Regions from separate parts of the Mus musculus genome. Here region 1 is linked to region 2. A link is a contact called in ENCODE Hi-C or POLR2A ChIA-PET data. All regions are on one chromosome and are shown on one strand. Each heading gives the region's core, a stretch centred on a gene start or an enhancer-like site at or near the end of the contact. The rest is flanking DNA. Distances are from core to core; before and after follow the strand shown. Region 1 holds the start of Zfp101 (zinc finger protein 101). Region 2 holds the start of Zfp81 (zinc finger protein 81).

Region 1 (2,700 bases), core at 110-2,609, 36 kb after region 2:
CAAGTTCAAGGTCATCTACATATGGAGTTTCATGATAGCCAGGGATCTATGAAACCCGGTTTTAAAATAAAAGTAAAAGTAAAAATAAATGAAGCCGAAGAAATGAGTCAACAGGCAAAAGCAGTCGTCAAGCATGCGTTGTGACCTGTGTTTGATCCCTGAACCCAGGGAATGGACAGGAGAACCAACTCCAACCCCACAAGGGAGTCCTTTGACCTGCACAGTATATACTATGGCACGGGAGCCCAAAGATTGGCTCACCACACATGAACAACACTAATAAAATTTGAAATGTTTTGTGCACTCAAACCAACTCTCAAAAAAATACCTCATCCAGAAGATAGAAGACACGTATGTTTTTCTCCCAGATGGCCCCTGTCCACACTTTCCCTAGTCGCAAATTACACTGTCTAGAAAAACGATTTACATAAGGGCAAAGGAAACAACCGAAGATGTTAATATTTTTCTAGAGGACTGTAATCTTGGTAAATACTAATTAAGGAGCCCACCTTGTAGGGCATGATGGTGCTCGCATCTAAACTGCAGTTCTCAGGAAGCAGAAGCAGGCAGATCTCTTGAGTTCAAGGTAGGCCTGGTCTACGTAATGAGTTCCAAGAAAGGAAAGAAGACAAACAAACACACATTACAGGCAGAGGCAGGAGAATCTCTGAGTTCGAAGCCAGCCTGGTCTACCAAGTGAGTTCCAGGGTAGCCAGGGCTACTGAGAAACCCTGTCTGAAAAACAAAGAAATCAACCAATCAAAAACTCACCAGCACCACTGCCACCAAAAGCACATTACATATTCCTTCTCTTTGGAGAAGCAGCCTAGAGCAAAACTAATACAAAATCAAGGAGACCTCAGAAAACAATAAAGCAGGCCAAACGCAAGTGCAAGGTCAGACCAGCAGTAACGCTCAACACCCACGTCCTTTCACTACACTGACCAGACCGCATCACCAACCCGTGAGCGCTGCAAAGTCTGCAGGGTGCAGGACCACCGAGCTCATTCCCCATGATAGCCAAGGGACTGGGATAAAGCAGTTTTACAGCGACAGGGCAGGAGGAGCCTCCGACTCCTGGCTCCGCCGGTGCCAAGCTCCACCTCGAACTGCAGCACAGCGCCAGAGGAACGTCGGGTCGGCGGTGCCAAGCTGCGCCAGGCTACGTCAAAGCCGCGGCCCACGACTCCGGGAGCAACCGTGTACTCACCATTTCCAGCTTCGGACGCATGCGGGGGTCCTTCGGAAGAGCCTGCCGACAAAATAGGTGGCACTGACTGAAACCAGCTGTCACAACACCTCACAAAAGCTACACGGGATTCAAAAATGGAGCCAGGGGCAGAAACTTCAGAACATCCGTGTTCCTCATTTGACAGTTCCAGCAAGGAAGTAACAGCGGCTCTGATTGGCGAAAGATGCTGGACCCGCCTTCTTATTCGTGAGTAGCAGGATCAACAACCTCTCCCATACTTGACGCAAATGGGGAAAAAAAAAAAAAAAAAAAAGATAGAGCAACACCCAATCTTAACCCAGACGTTCCGTTTGGAGTAAATATGTGGGATCCTTGCATTTAAGCACGACGCCTTCTGGGATTTTAGTGCACGCACTCGCTTTGTCGTGTACTCAGTGGGCTTCTACTGTTTCACATAAAATAGCGCTACAGATTGGCTCTGGACATCCCAGACTCAGTGTAGGGAAAGGAAAACCCATGACCCCAAACAGAGAAGGTTACCCGGTCAGGAGAGGACAGTGCCAATAATGAGTGCCAACTTAAGAATCTGAGATGAGGCAAATGGACTTTTGCACCTATATTTTTTGAAAGTTAAGATTTAAAATGTTGATTGAGCCCCAGGTTTGAAAGAAACCTGTACAAATATGTTAAAGCTTTGTCTGAAGAAATAATATTTTAAAACACGTTTGATAAAGACATATGCTTTTGCAAATGTCTCTTCTTACAGGCTTTACTTGGACTACTTCTGGGTATTGAACATTATTACTATAAACCAAGCCAAGAGCAGAAAGCAACATATATGAATTAATAATGTAAATAGAAAAAAACTTGTAAGCAAAGAAGAGGCTTTCGCTCCGGTACTGGTTGGCCTTTTGTCGACTTGATGTTAGTGGGGGTCATCTGAGAGAAGGGAACTCAACTTAGAAATGCCTCCATTAGATTGGCTATAGGCAAGACTGTAGAATATTTTTGGATTAAAGAATGATGTGTGTGTGTGGGGGGGGGGGGGTTTCCAATCTACTGTATTAATGCATACTTAGGTAGATAGGCCTAGGCTGTATAAAAAGGGAGAGTGAACATGCAGTATTTCCCCATGACCTCTACTTCAGTTCCCACCTCCAAATTTCTTCTTGAGTCCTGTGATGATTATTTTTCTGGTTGTCAACTTGACTCTGTTAGTCATGAAATCAAATCTGGGAATGGAGGACATACCTGTGAGAACTTTTTGCTTGCTTTGGAGTCGGTGATTCTGCTTCAGGTCTGGACCTTTGAGGTAGGGAGTCCCAGGCCTTTGAACCAAACCTTGAATCAGCTCTAATCTAGGCTACAGGCTTTGCTAGAGCTGGACGAGGAAGCTTCTGCTCCTGCCTGCTTGCCCTAGCCTTGCTAGCATGTCCATTCCTTCACTGGCATCAGAACCTTACTTTTTAGGGATTCCAGCATAAGCTGAAGACCAGCTGAGACATTTA
Region 2 (2,700 bases), core at 50-2,549:
CAAAAGACAGCAAGAAGTAAAAAATAAGTTGAAAAATTATTGAAATTGACTCAAAGAATACACACAGTCAATGTCAATCTCAGAAATGGTTCTTTTAAAAAACAGTAAAATAGGCAAAACTGTAGTCAAGCTAACAAAAAAGAGGGAAGAGACAAATTAATAAAGTCATAAATTAGGGGAGGTTGCAAGAGACTAAAAAAAAAAAAGACAGGAAAAAAGAAAAGCAGTGGACCATTTGGTAGTATTTTGAAAAAAATACCCCCCACGAGGAAAAGAAATATATGCAAGAAATGGTTTGATTCTGAGTCGCATACAACAAGCTAAAATTAAATCAAGAGGATATAAACAACTTACGAATATTCATAACGATGAGATAGAAACAGATATAACCCTCTCATCCCTTCTGTTCAAGTCCACAGCCAAAGAATCTACCACGTTTTTGTTTGTTTTTACAATTAAATTATTCATCCCATCTCATGCTTTTTTTTTTACAGCCAGCAATGCTAGAAGAAAAAAAAAATTCCCCCAAATTTCACCTGTGCCTAGACAATTAATTGCCCAATTGGTTGGTGAATCCAAACAATTTTGAAGCAAATTGAAAATCCTCTCTTCCTTGCAAGCCGGAGCATTCCTCCCACTCTCAGCCCAGAGGGAGCAAACAAATCCTCCTGCATTAACGCTAACAGCAAAAACCAGGATGCGGGATAGGTTTACAGTTCATTGGTAAAAGGATTGCCTAGAATGAGCAAAGCCTGAGGTTCGATGCCCACGAAGGAAGGAAGGAAGGAAGGAAGGAAGGAACGAACAGCGTTTATCAAAGCCCCTCACAACAGTCTAAATGCTACAGAGCATCACGCCAACTCGCCAGCGATGCAGTCTGGAGAGGCGCTGTCTCACCCGAGAGCACAGCGGACTAGAAGACACTGCTTCAGAAGGGGGGCGGGGCAGGGCAGGGCCGGACCGACAGGACCAGACCCCAGGCTCCCCGCTGCCTGCTCTGCACGGAATTAAAACGCACGTGGGTGAGAGGGCGCGGGTGACAGACTCCTGCACAGAATCAGGCGAACGTCAGTGCCGCGGCACCACACAGGGACAAAGCCTCCGCGATGTCACCAACGTGCCACGCACGACTCCAGGAACACAGGGCACACTCACCATTTCCTGATTTCACACGCGAGCAGTGTGCTTCCTAAAGGGCCTACAATCAGCAGAAGGGACAGCGACTCAGGCCAAGTCACCACCTGCCTCCCTGGAGCTACACAGGACTCAAACAGGGCGGCAATGGCGGCACCCTCTGACTATCCATGCTCCTCATTGGGCAGTTCATGCAGGAAAGTAACAACGTCCCTGATTGGTGAACGGTACCGACCCGCCTCTTTAACTCTTTTCAGCGCGTTTAAATGGAACTCACCCGGCAAACTGACTACAGAACCTCCCTAACTCTGGCTCCCCCAAACCCCTGGAGTAAACCCGGAGTATATTTGGTGTCATTCTATTTAAAGAGAATATACTTCGGGGTTTTTAGAGCACACATTTAGTTCTTCGTGTGAGTTCCTCGTGCCTTTCCGCTTACTCACACTACTTTTTTTGTGAACATTCAGGACTCAGTGACATTAGGACAAAGCCAATGACACACATCCCTACCTCCAGTTTTAGCGATAGAGGCTTGGCCGGCTTTTTACGTGGGTTCTGGGGATCCAAACGCAGATCCTCATGAAGGATAATCAGGCATTTTACCAACCAACCCATCTCACCAGCGCTTCTTTGGGCTTGTACTATAGGTGGTCATTACGCTGCTTACTGTACAGTGTTTGGGTTTTATAACGTACAGAGAATGCTGAATTCAGAATATATCTTCAACATGAAGAACTTGTGCGGTGGTTAAGATTAGAGATGCATTTCACCAAACTCCTAGAAATAGTGTTTGTGGATTTGGTTTATTTCGGCTAGAACTTCAATGTGGCTGTAGAATACACTGTCCCACTTCTGAATATTAAGATGTGGAGCACTTGTTACTCTTACAGAGGCCCTGGGATTGCTTTCAATCATCCACACGATCGTTTGAAAACATCTTAACTCCAAGAGCTTCATCACCTTTTTAATTCACAGGCACCAGGTTCTCACATGGTGCACATACATACATTCATACACATATAAAAATAATCTTAAAATTTTAAAAGAAGTATATATGAAACCAGATATAGGAGAAAGAGTCATTATAACTTTTAAGAGAGAATGTAAATTAATACAGACACAAAAATAAAGTATGAAGATTTCTAAGAACAAACAAACAAAAACAACTTAAAATTGTTTAGCATGGTGGTACAGACCTTTAATTACAGGACTTTGGAGGCAAGAAGTTAAAGGTCATTGTGAAGAAAAGGAAGAGGAAGAGGAGGAGGAGGAAGAGGAAGAGGAGGAGGAGGAGAGAGAAAGAAGGAAGGAAGGAAGGAAGGAAGGAAGGAAGGAAGGAAGGAAGGAAGGAAGGAAAGAGAGTTCCAGGACAGCCAGGGACACACAGAAACCATTCTGAAAACAAACAAACAAACAAACAAAACCTCAAAACTAAAGGTCACAAACTAAAACCAGCACCCTTTGCTAGGAAAGAGAAAGGAAAGAATTTTACTATACATAAGAAATGAATGGACATGGACTGGAGAGATGGCTCAGAAGTTAAGAGCACTGGCTGCTCTTCCAGAG

What was found. Hi-C counts contacts between places; a loop is a spot of excess contacts on that map. ChIA-PET counts read pairs that join two places held with the same protein, here RNA polymerase II (POLR2A).
Region 1: a loop to region 2 is called in a map of left cerebral cortex, with 12 times the contacts of the local background. The contact joins the promoter of Zfp101 here to the promoter of Zfp81 in region 2. A Hi-C loop is called at or near these places in 8 of 37 maps with a recorded cell type or tissue (gastrocnemius, heart and left cerebral cortex). POLR2A ChIA-PET finds 5 or more read pairs at or near these places in 1 of 5 experiments (embryonic stem cell).

What each region holds. Positions count from the first base shown.
Region 1 is chr17:33,393,278-33,395,977 of GRCm38, forward strand. It overlaps Zfp101 (zinc finger protein 101), which reads right to left and starts at 1,360. Exons shown (of 4, transcript NM_009542.2): 1 at 1,211-1,360. The coding sequence starts at 1,231.
Region 2 is chr17:33,357,579-33,360,278 of GRCm38, forward strand. It overlaps Zfp81 (zinc finger protein 81), which reads right to left and starts at 1,300. Exons shown (of 4, transcript NM_207541.1): 1 at 1,156-1,300. The coding sequence starts at 1,158.